2 separate regions of the Homo sapiens genome follow, and region 2 is linked to region 1. A link is a loop called in an ENCODE intact Hi-C map of the cell type or tissue named here. Cell type or tissue: MCF 10A. All regions are shown on one strand.

Region 1 (8,000 bases):
CCTTTGATGCAGTTTGCTGTTCTTGGATTTGTATGAAATTTGTTGGTTAGTTGGCAAATAGGACACAGCTGTCTTCTGATTTAGAGAGTGCCTTAAACCAGTTACCTCCTACCTTAACTTGATCATTTAAATGGAAAGCGCTACTGCTCCAACAGAGCAGAAATGATATAAAAACTATTTCTGATGTGAGTATCTTGCCTCCTGAATTGCCATGGCTACTGGTGTCTCTGAGGGAAGAAAATAAAAAACAAAAACACAGGTTTTACAATTCCCACAGGTGGTAAACCTACTTTGCATTACTTAAGAAAAGCTTTGAAGGTGCAATGAGGGTTTTTAAGCTAATGACAATTTATGCCTAAAACATTACAATAATCCAACGAAATCAAATAGCATTTTAAAAAGTAACAATTTTATGTAGAAATTGCTGATAGCATCAACACATGCTGGGAACTTTACAGATAATGGGTTATATCAGTTTTGGCTGAGGAGTCATTTGGCCTTTCATTTGTAAATAAGACAGTATTCTTTTCCCTTTAAGGAGTATCTAGACCATGTATTAATGAAAGAGTATTTATATCCTTTGTCCATGGTGGCAGAATTAGCCAAAGCAATCTTGGATTTTGTTCTTACAAGATAGAACTTGGAGGAGCATTAATAGGTTGTTTAAATGACAGCATTCTATAGTTGAAGATGACTAGATGTAGAATCTGAATATTTGGATAAAGTCCTTGCTGTACTGTTAACTATCAATTAATTAGCTTTCCATATCAGTTCTTTACTAAGGTTTATATGATCTGGCCCAAGGGTACCTCCCTAACCCCATTTTATGGTCTTTCCTCACTTGCTTCATTTCAGCCTCTGTGCCGGATCTTGCACATTCCAAAGACACAGTCCCACTGCAGGCCGTTCTGTACTTACTGTTCCCTGTGACTGGGATGTTTTTCCCCCATGTGCAGGCTGGCATTTGTTAAGCAGATCCAACATGGTACAAGGTGTTTTAAAAGCTTCATGTGTTTATCTGGGTTGGTTTTCTAAATAACTGTATGAAGTGAATAGTGATATTTGATGGATGAAGAAACTGAGGGAGATGAATGAAGAAGGGGCAGGATTGGAACCCAGGCAGTCTGGATGGGATCCAAGGCATTAACACGAAGTATTCTCACAGTGCACAATACCCAGAGAATGGTTCACACCCTTGCTTTGACCTTAGGAAAGCATTTTCCAAGGCTCTTCCTTGGAGAGCATTTTCCTATCTTGTTTAAAGTAGAATCTCTGTGACTTTGTTTCTCTTTACTCTGTTTCATATTTCCTTACAGCGCTTTGTATTTCCTGACATTATACTGCATATTTACTTCTTTATCCCTTTGTTTGTCCCCCCTTCCCCACTAAATATAAACTCGATGAAAGAAGGACCTTGTTCTGATTCATGTGCCTCTATATCCTGCACCCAGGTCAATTCTTGACCTGTAACAGGGACTGAAATGTACTGAAAGAGGGATGTAAGTCAGGTTGAAAAATTATTAATTATGTCTAACATTTTATTCTTCAGACATTTACTGAACACCCATTTTGTGCTCAACTCTATGCAAGTTTTTGGAAATATAAAGGCAAGTGAGAACAATGTGACCTCCTGCCCCCCTAGAGTTTAGAACATCATGGAAGAAACAAACAATAAGCAGGCAAATACATGTAGAATAAGCCTTCTATGAGGGCAAATATAAAGTGCAGCAGAGAAGGAAGGGTTTAGAGAAAGCTACTGTGAGGAGGTGATATCCATACTGAGACCTGAAGGACAGGCTGAAGGGTAAAAGAGGTGGAGATGGACTTGGGAGAGCACTCCAGGAAGAGGGAATGACAGAAGCCTCTGAGAGCATGTTCCTGTCCTGAAAGTAGCTCAGAGTGACTCCGGTATAGGATGTGAGGGGCAGAGTTGAAAGTCCGAGACTAGAGTAGAAAGCCAGGGCCAGACAGCTCGTCAAGTGTCCTGAAACCTATTCCAAAGAGTCAGGACTTTATTGTTTGAGAAACGTGACACCACTGGAGGATTTTTAAATCAGTGTCATTTTTAGTGTCTGATTCAGTGTACTGCCTTCAGCCAGGAGAGTTGGCAGTATTTCTATTTTATAGATGGGACAACTGAGGCCCCAAATAATACATTTAAGAGATAGGTGGGGTTGATTTAATATTCTCAATCACCATGTTGTCAGGGCCTCCTAACTCTTACCCTCTCACCCTCCATCCTTCCTTCCTTCTGATTGTTATTCTTGTCAAAAGTAAAACATAAAACTATTTACCTGCCATCCTTATTTTTATCCAAGGAACACGTATGCACTCACACAGCTTCCAGAAACCAGTTCCCCTCGGTGGAAGCCAGTTGCTTTAGGGGTGGTGCGGCTTGTATGTGGATGGACACCATGTGTGCACTGAGCCCAAATTCTCTGTTCTTCTTGACTAGGAAGCTGGATTTGTACCAGGGACCTTTTATCTAAATAGGAGACTCTGGGCTCAGGAGAACAGAGCCGACTTGACAAAGTAGAAAAGAGCTCAGTATTGGTCTGCCCACGCTTTGGGCATGCGTGAGCACTCGCAGCAAAACACAGCTGGCACATCTAATTTTAGCCTCGCCCGCCTTGAAAAGGGACCCTTTAAGGAAATATATTTTATCTGAAACAATTTGTATTATAATGTAGCAGCTGATAGACATGACAGAATATTATCATTGGTGGGAAAAAACTCTGCCAAGCAATTATGATTTTTGTTCTTTTTTTTTTAGATGATATCAGTAAAGTGATTAAAGCATCAATGCAACAAAATAATCATAAAGAGAGAGACAATGGGAGAAACAGATTTTATCTGTAAAATATCTGACGAACCTAAGGGGTCACTTCCTTTGATTTTTTTTTTTTTTTTTTTTACAAAATGGATGTATTTTAAAAAAGTTATTATTTTTGATATGTTCAGTTGATCAGTCCAATCTGATGACATGTGGCATTAATAGTAGTCCTGGAGTAGACCCTAAAATTTCTTCAATACTTAACATCCACCAAGTTTTCCAGGTAGTAAAAGGTTAGTTTCTCAATCAGCTCTTGGATGCGTCTGGCTCTAGCGTGTTAACAGATTTTGAAAGCATCCGGGACTTACTTTTTTCCCCTTTAACCAGCAAGGTTAGTTCCCCTGCCTTTATTTCTTTTCCTTTCTCCTCCTTCCTTCTTTCGTCCTCTCTTCCCTCTCTTCTGTGTTTTGTTTAGCAGTGTGGCTTACCTTGGAACTTGGCAAAAAGAGGAACAAAAAGCAGCTCTTGTGTGGGGTAGATGGAGGAGGGATAAGAAATAATCCACCGCCCGCATTTGAGTTCTTCAGGTTCAGTTCCAGCGGCAGCAGCGTTGCTGCAAAAATCGCTTGCTATTCGAGATAGCCAGCAGAGGGAATCGGAACTTTGCTTGCAGCAGGGGTTGAAGCAGCCTTTTTTTTTTTTTTTCTTGGAGGAAATACTGCAGCCTTCTGGACTGCGTACGCTGCTCCCTGGAGAGGCTCTCTCGGTTCCACCCACCGGCTGGAAGGAGGGGAAGTGAATGAAAGGACAGGACAAGCCCCGAACACCATGTCACTCTGGGAGGGAGACAGCAGCAACTAAGCTGTACAAGGTTTTTTTTTTTTTTTTTTCTTCCTTTTTTTCTTTTTTTTTTTCTTTTTCCCCTTTCTTTTTCTTTCTTTCTTTCTTTTTCTTTCTTTCTTTCTCTTTCTCTCTCTCTTTTTTCTTTTTCTTTAAGGTGGGGAAAGAGACAACCAAGAGACAGGAAGCTGATCTGCAAGGATTCGGAGTTGTGCTAAAAGGACTTTGATTTTTTTCCCCCTTTACGAACGCTGGCAATTGACATCACTACAGACAGCCTGGTTAGAGAACAAACTGCCTCATCCCAAGTGGACCCCGGCAGCTGGGGGAAGCCAGGCAAGATCTGGGAAGGCTGTGTGTGGGTGTTTTTTCTACAGATCTCACTCCTCGCCCTTTTTTTTTTTCCTTTGGTGTGTGTTTTTTGTTTTGTTTTGTTTTTTAAAAAAATTCTTGCTGTGTTGGAACTAGCGAGTGGTGGAGTCTCTGAAGCCTCATCAGTCACCGGGACTGTCAGGAATAGTGGTTTAAGAGGAAGCTCGGCCTGGGGCACTATACCCTGTCATCCAGTTCCCTGCCTCGGAGATAAAGATTCCAGCTACATGGGCAAACGCCTGGATCAGCCACAAATGTACCCCCAGTACACTTACTACTATCCTCATTATCTCCAAACCAAGGTATGGCTTGACCCACGGTCTGGCGATCAGCGTGGTATCGTTCTGCACTTGGGATGGGAAACAGACAGGCGTGTGAATTATTAGTTAACCCCCACCCCCATCACTTCTTCCTGCTTCTTTGAAATTAGTGACATACCAATGGAGTTAATGAGGCAGAGGAAGACATAAGAAGAAAGCAGCAAACCCGGAATTGTAGCTTTCTCTTTAAGGAGAGATAATAGTTTCACTTGAGTTCAGTTTCTTTGTTGTTATTTGGCAGCATAAATGGTCCTGATATCAGGAACGTCTTTTGCAGATGGGCACGGTTTTTAGAAAGCAGATCACAACAGTGATTACCAGGCACAAGAATATAATTTCAGGGGCTTTTCTGGTGAGCTGTTCTTTGATTGTGGCTCTAAAAGGGTTTTTCCCACTGGATAGGACGTGCAACGGTGGGGGTAACTCAAACTTTTAATCGCAGGGTATAGAATGAAAGAAGGGTGTGAGAAGGTATAGGGCTCCTACCAGAGTCTCTGAGAGTTTATTTTTATTTTTAATTTGCCTTGCCTATTTTATTTTATGTTGAGGATGATCAGCATGCTACAGACTGCTTTACAATAGATGTTCTTTACTTTTAGAAGATCTATTTTTCTGTGTAGCTGCCATGAGGAGGCCTGAGTCTTGAAAAGGAATGAAATGTAACTGATCATAATTGGACTTGAATTGGTTAAATACTTTAGGCTTTATGTGTGTGTGTCAAATGACCATTAGGGGCCCAGAGGCAAGCCCACGTAAGTAAGCAGTGGGCAGTACCTACCCTGAACTTTATCCTGCAGTTAAGACATGAAAGACTCTCAGGTGTGAAATCACTGCTCCGATTTGTCAATTAAATTGGACTTGATTAGGGGGAAAACATGTTAGCGGAGTGACCACCTCGAGTGTACGGGTGATATTATTTTGTATTGCATTAGCATTAGCCAGACTCCACCGTCTCCTTAATAAATAAATATGCCGAGAGTGAACAAGGCGTGCCTGAATGATCTATGCTGTCACCAGGACTCGGTGATGTGATTAGGGTTAGGTAATTCATGCTGTAGTTATCTGTCATTTATTTTGTCTCGTCCAGCAACGCCTATTTGTAAACCAGACTGGGAAGCAGACTTTCAGTATTATACAAAAGATTATTGCTTTGTTTTTTTCTTTTTCAATTGCTTTGTAATCCACCCTGCCCCTCCAAGGTCGACTCACACTGCTATTTGCCTTTGTGAGCATTTAGTTTGTGCTGCTGATGCTTAAATAGACTAGCCCTCCTGCTCGGTGCCTTAAGTTTTAACTCTTTGGGGGTGTTAGGTTGAGAATGCTGCCTGCCATTCCTCAAGGAAATGGCAGAGCAAGGACAAGTTAAAAGGGGAAAATTTACAGTCATTTCTCATGCCTCAACAAAACAAAAACAATAAACTCAAAGGTTGCATGAAAAATATCAGACATTCCATCCCTTTTACTCATTTGGCTACATTTTTCCAAGTGTTTCAAAAATTACACTTTGTTTCGGGTCCTTGTTTTCTACTATGGTATATATTCAGAAAAGAAACTTTAGATTGAAATGAATAACATAATTGTTTTTCTGTTTGAGACTTCTTTTAACCTATTACTAACAGGAAATAGTGAATGTTATGCACATTTTTTCAAAGACACAGGCTGCTGGATGAGCTATACTAGTAGAAAGTGTGTGCGAGAGAGAGAAAGATGGGGGGTAAAGAGAGAGAGTGGAGTAGTGAGGGAAAAGAGAGGAGCCTGAAAAATAGGGAGATTGTAGATATCTGTTTTGGAGTTCTATGTAGTTTAGTGTTGTATAGACAGGCGGCATCTGGATCTTGTTACTCTCAAGCTAGCCAACACCTTGAACTTCTGGAACATTTTTAAAGAAGTTAGATCCATTAGGCGTCCTATGTTGATATTTGGATAATCAGATCAGGATAGTAGGGAATATAAGATCAGCTATTTTGCCTATCATGGTAGTTCACATTGATTATTATGTTGTAAAATGTTGACAATGCTTTGAAGTTGTCCTGTATTGTTATGGTGGCTCTGAAATGACAGACATTAATAGCATTCCTGGAAGCTGAAGATGAGAAAATGTGCCCTGTTTTGAAACTTGCATAGAGAGGAAATGAGATGAAGAGTCAATGTGCAATCATATTTTAAAATGTGGGTACTGGGGATTTTCTGACAGGGTTAATACTATACAATGAAGTACCATCATGTTTCAGTGTAACAGGAAAACAACTGGGTTATTTCCACATCACTTTTTGTTCCTTCTACACTTATACCTCAAAATATAATTTATAATCATTTTAAATGAAGTACATGCTGCTTATATTTATTTGGTAAGCCTGGGTGGAATTCATAAAATCCACTCTTTGTAGCCTTGGCTTGGAGTTATAATCCAATTTGAAATTCATAGCTATTTAAAATGATGCTGATATGTCAATAATACTTATGTTTGATGAAAATAGAGTCTACGGTAGGTAAAAATCGTATTCTGGTGATAACATATCTTAAATTTTTCTCTAAATTGAGGTAGGTTTTCTTCCTGCCAATCCACAAGGGCTATTTACTATCATTAGTTTTTTGGGGAAAATCTTCATGGGATTTTAAAGGATTGAAATGTTTATTACTACATTATTTCAGAAAATGCACACATGCTGAACTCTCTTTTTCTACTTGTGTAATGATAAATACCTTTGCTATTTTTTAATGATAAAACAAAATGAAAATGAGATTTAAGAAATAAATGCAGATGTTTCCATTCCCTGGAATACATAGTAAAGTTTTAGAAGAACTTGCGACACTTCCCTGCCTTCTCTGCTCCTATTATTTTCCATTGCATTGGAATGAATCTCTCAACTTTGTTTCTTTAAAAGTAAATGTTTATGCTCCTTCAAATAATTTTTCAAATCCTTAAAATGTTATATATTAGAAAAATATACATGTAAGTTAAGATGAAAACCCAGTGGCTGACTCATATCTATAATGTGTAACAATGTTGTCATCCTGTGCTCCCTCTTTCACACCTCACGTCTTTAAAAAGTTGTCATTTGTCAATTTTCTTTTTGATGAATTTTTCTTTTTTTTTTTTTTTTTTTTTACCAAAAGAAGCAATTTCAAGGAGGAACATTACTTCGCTTAAGGAATAATGAAGAAATCTTAGTGATATGTTGTAATATTTAAATAAGAAACAACCGGATGAAAAAATAGTTTATCAAGGCAAATTTGCTGTTTGGAAGGGACACCCAGAATAATCAGCAAGTTTTAGAGAAAAAGGGCTCAAAAAATAGTTCATTAGCTTAATGACAAAATACAAAATGTTTGATTAGTTGTAATCCAACATTTTTTAAGTATTTTATCACCCTTTCCAAAAAAAAAACAACCTGTTGCTGTTGACTTATGAGATCCCAGCTGAATTTCATTCTGAATTTTTGAGGTACTTGCCGGGGTGGGGTGGGGGTGGGGGTGGTGGTGGGGAGTAGGTGGGGGTGGATGGGGGGTTCTTGAAAAAAAATTAGTCAAGCTAGGTAAGCTAAAAAGAAGAAAACCTGGTTACAGCCCGGTGAATTGATTTTTTTCCAGCCGAGAAATAGATATTTCTCTCACATATATTTGGAAAACTTTAGTCATCTTCATAAAACTTAAAAAGTTACCTAAGCACACACAGCAAGTTTCTCCTTTCTTCC
Region 2 (8,000 bases), 1.5 Mb after region 1:
CAAAACAACAACACAATCCCTCACATTCAATGTTGTGGTTCTTTTACTATAATTATCAATTCCCGAATCAATCTTGCCTTCATGTACCCTAGTCTGACTTTCAGGAAACCTCACTGCACTGTTCCTGATTGGAATCTTGCTTTGTGTTTTCTAGCGGTTGCTCTGAAGTCACATGGTCAGCCTGCCATTTGGGGTATCATAGTTTCTGTGAGTAATTGATTCTATCCAGTCTTAAATGGAAATAAATGCTGTGTTTGTATTGCTCAGCATGTTAAATTTTCCTTTTAGGTGAAGCAGAAAAGGTTACATAAGGTCTGAAAGCCTCAATCATAGGCCACTAGGAACACAGTGACCTCCCATTACACTCTTGGTCTTCTCTCTAAAATCAGAAGAAAAGAAGACTGGCCAGAATGCTGGAGTGTCTCTCACTTTCTCTTTTCAACTCTTCTATTGTTTGAACAATGACTAATTAGCTGTCACTATCTTTAATCCAGCAATGTACTGACTAACTCATGCCTATTTTTAGCAACAGGTGAATCTTAGGACATTTCTTCAAGAAGCCAGCACTTTAGACTAATGGGACCTACTTTGATCTTAGAGAACAGAACAGTTTTCAAACATTCCAACTGTGCTTCCCTGATTTTGTGTGTCTGTGTTTGTGGTCCTTGAAATAATAGAGAAGGAAGGTTTTTACCTAGCAACACATTTTCAATCTGCTAGGCAACACCTGAGAAGCACCTGAAGGCAGGCAGAAGTCCTCTACTGAGTGGTTTCATTCGCCCCAGCTGAACAGCTGACACGAGCTCCCGAGGCACTCTACTGAGGATAATTAGACTTATACTCAGGGACCGGCAATAAAACATGAAAACAACTATGATATAAAATGAAATGGGCTATCTGTCATAACTGAAGAATAAACTGTGATGGAGATTTAAATCAGGGTATTCTACAGCCAATGATGAGGGCCAATGGAAAAGAGTGCTTTGGGCAGGAGGTTTTGTACTTTAGACAAAGGTCAGATTTTGCTGTCATTCAATCAGCTGTGTGTTGTGTAGGCAACTTATTATCATTCAGGTTACAGTACAAGAATTTACAAGTGACTCCTCCTCCTCTTTCTCCTTCTTCATCAAAGTAAATTAGAAAATACTGCAGATTATCCCCATATAATATTCCTCTCACTCTTGCTCTGAAATATTTTAATGAATGGGACAGAAGGCGCTAAAATTACAATCAGAAGAGCACATAACTGGAGATGCTGGTTTCTTACAAAAGTACTTATTTCTTTATGTTGTTGTTCTGGTGTGATTATTGATAGTATCCTTTTCAGTTTCAAAAATGTCCTGAGTTGGGCAATTCATCCTCTGGTCACCAGACACGCACCAACAGTCTATCTCATGAAAGCTGTAACAGCACACGGAGTGGCACAAGTGGGTATGATGCATCGTCCACATCCACTGACATCACCGATACTGTCGGCCTCCCTCTGCTTAGGCTTCCAAAACACCAGGTCTACCGAGATGCCCAAACAACATTGCAAAGGCAAGGTTATGAGAAATGCCACACTAGCTGTGGAAAGAGTACCAGTTGATGTTTCCAGTGTAATGAAATGATGCAAACGCCCACTGTATAAAAATTTCCGTCTATCCCTTCTCTCCTCTTGCAGCCACTTTTTTTTTTTAACACAATTGCTACAGCTAATTGTCAATATTAACAACACACGCACACACAATATAAAATATACATATACGTATATGTAATTTGTCCTGCGGCTTCATATGGATTTCAATTCATATCTTCTTCAAACTAACTTATTTTCAGCTTGACTAAAAAGTTGCTAATTCATTCGCCTTAGCTCATTTTTTTATTTTCAATGAACATTAGTCTCTGGTGGATCCTATAATAAAGCATTATACATTTTAAATATTTTTGAAAGACAGAGGACATTATCTGAAACACAAAGTCAACCTTTGTAATAAATATAAAAGAAGCGTGCTTTGAGAGAAAGAAGTAAAGAACTATTGAGACAGGAGAATAGGAATTAGGGTAACCGGGGTTAAGGCATAAACAAAAGAACAACAGGTGCAGCCAATTCGCATAAGCAAAAGAACAGCAGGTGCAGCCAGTTCTAGGCAAGATTGGGCAGCTTACGGGCCATATCCTCGCTCCTGTGATAACAAGACAGGAGTTTCCAGTTCAGCCTCTGATTGAGGGCCAAGCCTCACTTCAGCCTCTGATTGGTCACAGGCCAATCCTTCAAAGGGCATAACCAATTGGAGGCCTCTAAAGGGCACGTGGGGGGTGTTGCCAATTCTTTTGGCTTTATAAAGCCCTGGGACCATTGTGGTAAGGAGACTCTTGAGCCGCTTGCTGGTGTTTGTTTCTATTCTGTGAGTTGTCTTCGCTCAGTCTGTGCTTTTTCTTTCCTTACTCCGTTCTTCTGTTGCTTTGTCTTTCATTGCTTCTTTTATTCCTTCGTGTCTTCTGTTCAACATTCCGAGAACCTGGGTAACTAGAACCTGGGCAACTAGATCTTGTAATGCTATTTGCCTATGAAAATAGGCAAGCTGGAAATATCTAGTAGACTAGAAAAAAGGCTTTCTAGAACTTGAGTGGAGGTATCTATAGAAGATAGGCTAATGTGAAAACTGAAAGACTGAAACAGTTTGAGGAATTATCTCCCTATAAGCCCACCCCTTCATCTAGTCTTAACTACAATCGTGTCTCATAGACACGGAGATCTATGCACTGAGAAACTGAACTAGATTTCTGCTGCGCTGGTGCCCCCCGATGGTCTCGCCATTTCATGGCTCATAGTTTTTAGAGGAAAGTCCCTTGGAAAGCTTTTTTTGTCTCTGACTAAACACAGAAGTAGGATTAAATGGCAGGGCTAAATCTAGCTTCCCTTTTCATCCCCAACCAATCTTGTTTCTCTCCCCAATATCCCATTGAATGGCAAAGGGTAATGAGGCTGAAGATGAAAAGAACAACAGCAAAGACTTACTGATGGCTGTCTAAATAAGATAGGACGATTCTGAAATTAAACCCAGTAGGCAGAATGCTTCTAAAGGCTACCCAGGCCCATGTGCTGAAACCTATTTCGTTAAAGTACTGCTGTGGTTTCTCATTCCACACACACAGTGGTACCTGACTGAGTACTTCACTGAGAAGCTTGAGCAGAAGATGCGGCTCTGATGTAGTGCTGTTAAGTTCTCTCAGGTAACTTTAGGGTTTTCGACAGCTTTTCCTTTTAAACTTAAGGGAGGCTAGATCCACAAACCGAGCACTAGCACAGGCTGGCACGAAACACAGCTTAACTTTCATTTCAGGCGTTGTAGGGGCCTATCTCTCTTGCTGACAGTTACGGGTGCAGTTTAAGCACAATCTATTTAAGTGGTGCACCTTGCATGGAGATAGACATGTATGGTGAAAGAGGATGGGAGTAACAATGGAGTCTGTGCCGCAGCCAGTCTCTGCTTTTAGATAATGCTCTGTATCTAGTTACTATAAATTTGGGATAGCCCTGGCGATGAGGATGCTGTGGGACACTGTTTGCTTCTTTAAATCACCATAACCACTCATAAACCCAGTCTCGAGGAGTTATGCGAGTGTTTTTCTCTGTCCTTTCTCTTAACCTGTTCCCCTTAAATATCGTTACAAGAAAACGTCCACTGGAGCATACTTCATAGCACTGTGACAGTAGCAGAAGGGAGAAAGTGACTGTTCTAGAGGAACTTCCCCCAGCTCTTAGTTCCTTTGAGTATTTAGAAAGTGGAGTCCAAAGATTTGTTAGCATTTGAGATGTTAATGGCAGGTTAAAACAATCTAGGCTGCTGGAAGACAAGAGTTTTCTATTTAAGTTAACAAGATAATTAAGTTCTCAAATAACTAAAAGTGGCTAGAAGTCAAATCAGTATAAGATGATGGCAAGCTGGTAGGGCTTCTGAATTCAGTTGAGAACACAATCCTCGTTTTTTAACTTGGTTTTGAACACTTCATTGTCAGCAGTATTTAAATATTAAATTTTAAAAATAGATTCCTAAAGGAGAGTCATAACGGGCATCTTCTTAAACCAGCTACTCTTTAAAATCAAAATGCTGTCACTGCCAATAAATAAGTGCAGTGTCTTTTTCTTATGGGTGAGTCAGTTATTTAGTCTGATTTCAATCTTCTAAGTAACCTTGCGAAATATTAACCACGCTACACAGGCCCCACCCCTGACTGCAGGCAAGCAGAAATTCCCTTCAGATTGTGTGAATGGAGATAGTTCCAATCTACGTTACATGATCTATACACAATAGTATGTTTTCTGACATTTATTCCTTTGATTCAGAAATTCTTCCTCAAAACCATGTATTTTGAATTCTAGTTTCAAATATGTCTTTGAAAATATCCATGGCAGGTTTGTGCATAATTTGCATTTTGCTTATTTACCTTGGTTGAGGTTTTTCCTTAGTTTATTTTTTAATTTTTAGGAAAAAATTCTCAGGTTTTTTCAATCCTAAAAAACCAAATTTAAGGAAGGATAGTTTCTTTGTAGAAAGGTGATTAATGAAAAATCCCTGTTCTTGCTATTCTGTCATTGAGCTCTTTCAAACAAGCGTCGGAAGACCAACAGACTTAAAGATAACTTGTTTTCTTACAGTACTTAAGATCACTCTTGTTTACTTGCGGGATGTGGCTTAGAGAATCCCAGTTCATATTTAGATAATATGAGGAAACCAACGTGAATCCAGTGGGCACAAGTACAATAAATGAAAACTTAATTTGCTTTTTAACTAAACTTACAAATACATGTGTTCCTATGCAAGATTTATCTAATTCATAAATTGCAAGAAAACAGGCTAGCTTCCTTGTACACTTAAATCTCTGAGGCTCCTCACTCAACTTTTGTTTTAGTGGACCCTGCAAATGAGGTAACTAGACCATTGATGAATCCAGAAGAGGGAAGCAATTGCCTAAAATGACATCACTACTGTTAGCACGCTAAAAGCCATGGCCACCTACGGATTTTCCCAAGGAGGACTGAGGTGGTGAGGGCTACTTGCATTACCAATTGTATTCTATATTTTCCACCTTCAAATAGTAAACTAAATTAGTCACACAGGCTTTCCTGAAAAAGCGTCTGATTGCTAATGTGCCTCCCAAATAAGTAAAAACCCTTTTAAGAAAAATAGACAAGGTTGTGGATTGGCTTTTGAAGTATGGCTTCATCCTTTTTTGCTTTCCTCATGGATTACAAGTTCAATGTGAGGGGCAGAAAGCCTACCATTTTATTTTTTCAAGATGTGTAAAGGAGAACCACATGCAAGCCTTTTGTGGGGGAACAAACTATAATTCTGTCAAACTGATGAAACAAGTTATCAAGTAATATCTTAGCTTCCTTCAGGAAAGAATATGTTGGGGCTACATTCTGATAGGATATATTCAACCATAAGCCTTAAAAGCATGAATCCTAAAGGGATATAGAAAAAAGCCTCATAGGAATGCCAATGACGGACTCTCGAATCTTCAGGAGTTCTGGGAGCATCAAGAATATGGAGTCCAAATTCTACCGCTAAGCTGACAGATGACAAAGAGTGTATTACCTCAATGGCTAAATATTTAAGCTTCATGGAGTTTGGAAGATAGTTGACTGTAAATGAGCCAAGAATACAAAAAAAAAACTGCCTGTGAAATTATACTGCAGACATAAAATCTCAACTGCCTAAGAGCTCTGGTTCTTCTAAAAGCCGTGGCTGACAGAGCAAATTAAGCAGTGAGATGTTTACTATGTTTAACAGAGATAAACTGGCAAATGTAGAAGATGTAATTACCCAGCATGTTTTTCTAAAAATGAATTTTAACTCTGTTCTATGAGGGGGCAAAAACTGCAGGGCACTGATTTTTTTTCTGAAAGTCTCATGTGCTTGGGTAGGATTTTTAAATTATTCAGTAACTTGATAATAAATGGTCAAATATTGAAAAACCAAGAGACTTTCACTGAGGAAGCAGACCAAAACGGGGGAGCACTTTAGCATTTTCAGCATCTCTGAAAAGATTTCTGGTTGAAGAATATTGTTTGATCTAGCAAGATATCCAGAGGATTTAGCCTACCCAGGGACAACGCAGTGCTTCACATAGAGAAAATTAGCCAGTTAAAGCTGACTTGGGACTCTATAGTGAATGTCATACAGATGACCTCCCACCACAAAAACTAACCTGTACCTTACTGTAAATCATATCATTTATATTTGTCTTGCATGCAATAGGAGATAATTACTGACTAAAATATTCAAAGATGTTTACATGGTGAAACCATCAGCTTGATTTATTAACCTGGATGCTTTTCTTATTAAATAGCAACAATAAATGGAGAGTTCCAAGCCAGCTTCTTGGAAGAAGATACTATTACTAAAAAACTTGTTTTTCTATGTAGATATTCTAATAAGCTAAAAACTTCTCTAAGCCAGCACTGGAATAAATACAAAGATTATTCACACATCTAAAAATATTACAGTAACCTGAAAGATAAGTGAAGACTTCTCCCCCTAAGGAATTTCTTGGGCCTGTCCTAGGAGGGCTATCTCCTTTGCAATATGTTACGACAGGAAATCGTCCATTTTTGCTTGTGTGTGTGTGTGACAGTTGTAGAAAATATATACTAGCCTAATAGCGGTAGTGTTTAAATGTCTGAATCCCCTGTTAGACTATAAACTCATTCAGGTCTGGGAGTCCTCCTTAGAATAGTGTCTGACACATTGGAAATGTTCAATAAATAATTGTTAAACGAATGAATGAAACAAAAGGCAAATGTCTAGATACCTATGTTGTGATTAGAAAAAGATTTAAACAAATGCCAAAGGTACTTTTTTTCCTACCAAGAGGTCATCATTTGCATACATAACATTCATACACAGTTCCAAGTCAGCTTTAAATGGCTGGTTCCTCTGTGTGAGCCACTGCTATGGTCCCTGGTGGTAGACTCCCACAAGCTGCCTCCTATATGCAGATTAAGACCTCAGCTGCTTGATAGTTCACACAGTCACCTCACCCAGGCCTCGCAGGAGAAACCTTGGGACTGTGCAGGAGACCTAGGGCTGTGCAGGAGGAGTTTCACAAATGTTTTGGCAGCAGGGAACCAGCAGCAGCAGAGATGAAATGACTCGCCACTCTTCGGGGCACAGGATCTAGCTATGTCAAGCATTCATTTTCACTTTATTTTGATAAAATGTTTTTATGGACCATGACAATGAACATGGAGCTTGGTAACAAGAGAAACGTAAGTTCTGAAACTCAGCTACTCAACTGATCTGGCCTCAGTTTCCTCCTACATAAGATGAGAATAAGAAGGAAATTGACTATCTAGGATTCGTTGCCAAGTCCAAGTGAGATTGTGGATGTGTAAACACTTGTCAAGCCATAAAACACTCTATAATGTATAAAGTTATAAAGGCATCTTTGTGGTAGAATGACTGCAAATATGGTACCAATTATCCTTCTACCACTTTTTGCACTGTGCCTTTGAAGTTCCTACTATCAACAGGTGAAGTCTATTCCTCATCTCTGTAATCTAGCCTGGTCTTGGAATTTGCTTTGGTTCATAGAAAACAGCAGAAGTAATCGTGTGCTAAATTCTGACCCAAGGCCTCAAGGTAACTTCCTTTGCAAATACATTTGCTCTCGGAACACTACCACTGGCAGAACAAGCCTGGATTAGCCTGATTGGGAAGTAGAGATCATGCGGAGGAGAGTTTAGTTGTCCCAGATGAGGCCATCCTTGTCCACCCTTCAGCAGCAAACACAGCCAAGATCCAGCAGAGCTCCCTACCTGACCCATAGCTGATGGCTTGTCTCTCTTACACTTGCCAAGACCAGTAGATCCATCCAGATTCATTAGGAAAGATAGGCTTGATTGTGTTTAAACCACTGGAGTTTGGGGGTAGTTTATGTAGCAATAACTCAGCACTAGCCTCCAACCAGAGTCCATGGGGGGGACATGTCAAAGGAGAGGGGTAATAAGT

The links. Hi-C counts contacts between places; a loop is a spot of excess contacts. Peaks named below come from ENCODE experiments on the same cell type or tissue, not always from the same donor. Only the 100,000 strongest peaks of a DNase experiment are listed, where the experiment ranks them.
Region 2: it touches region 1 in a loop (5-fold over the local background); 3 of 110 quality-filtered maps call a loop at or near these places.

What each region holds. Positions count from the first base shown.
Region 1 is chr3:29,277,470-29,285,469 of GRCh38, forward strand. RBMS3 (RNA binding motif single stranded interacting protein 3) reads left to right here and starts at 3,602. Exons shown (of 15, transcript NM_001003793.3): 1 at 3,602-4,287. The coding sequence starts at 4,213. RBMS3-AS3 (RBMS3 antisense RNA 3) reads right to left here and starts at 3,470. Exons shown (of 3, transcript NR_109804.1): 1 at 3,262-3,470. RefSeq lists an enhancer at 2,457-2,506. In MCF 10A, a CTCF peak has its summit at 3,425 (motif pointing right); DNase peaks (open chromatin) are centred at 3,502, 4,372, 5,182 and 5,462.
Region 2 is chr3:30,748,980-30,756,979 of GRCh38, forward strand. The region is part of intron 14 of GADL1 (glutamate decarboxylase like 1); the gene reads right to left. Among named protein-coding and RNA genes, the nearest start is that of GADL1, 140 kb to the right of the region's middle. In MCF 10A, no CTCF peak of the experiment used is centred here; a DNase peak (open chromatin) is centred at 4,182.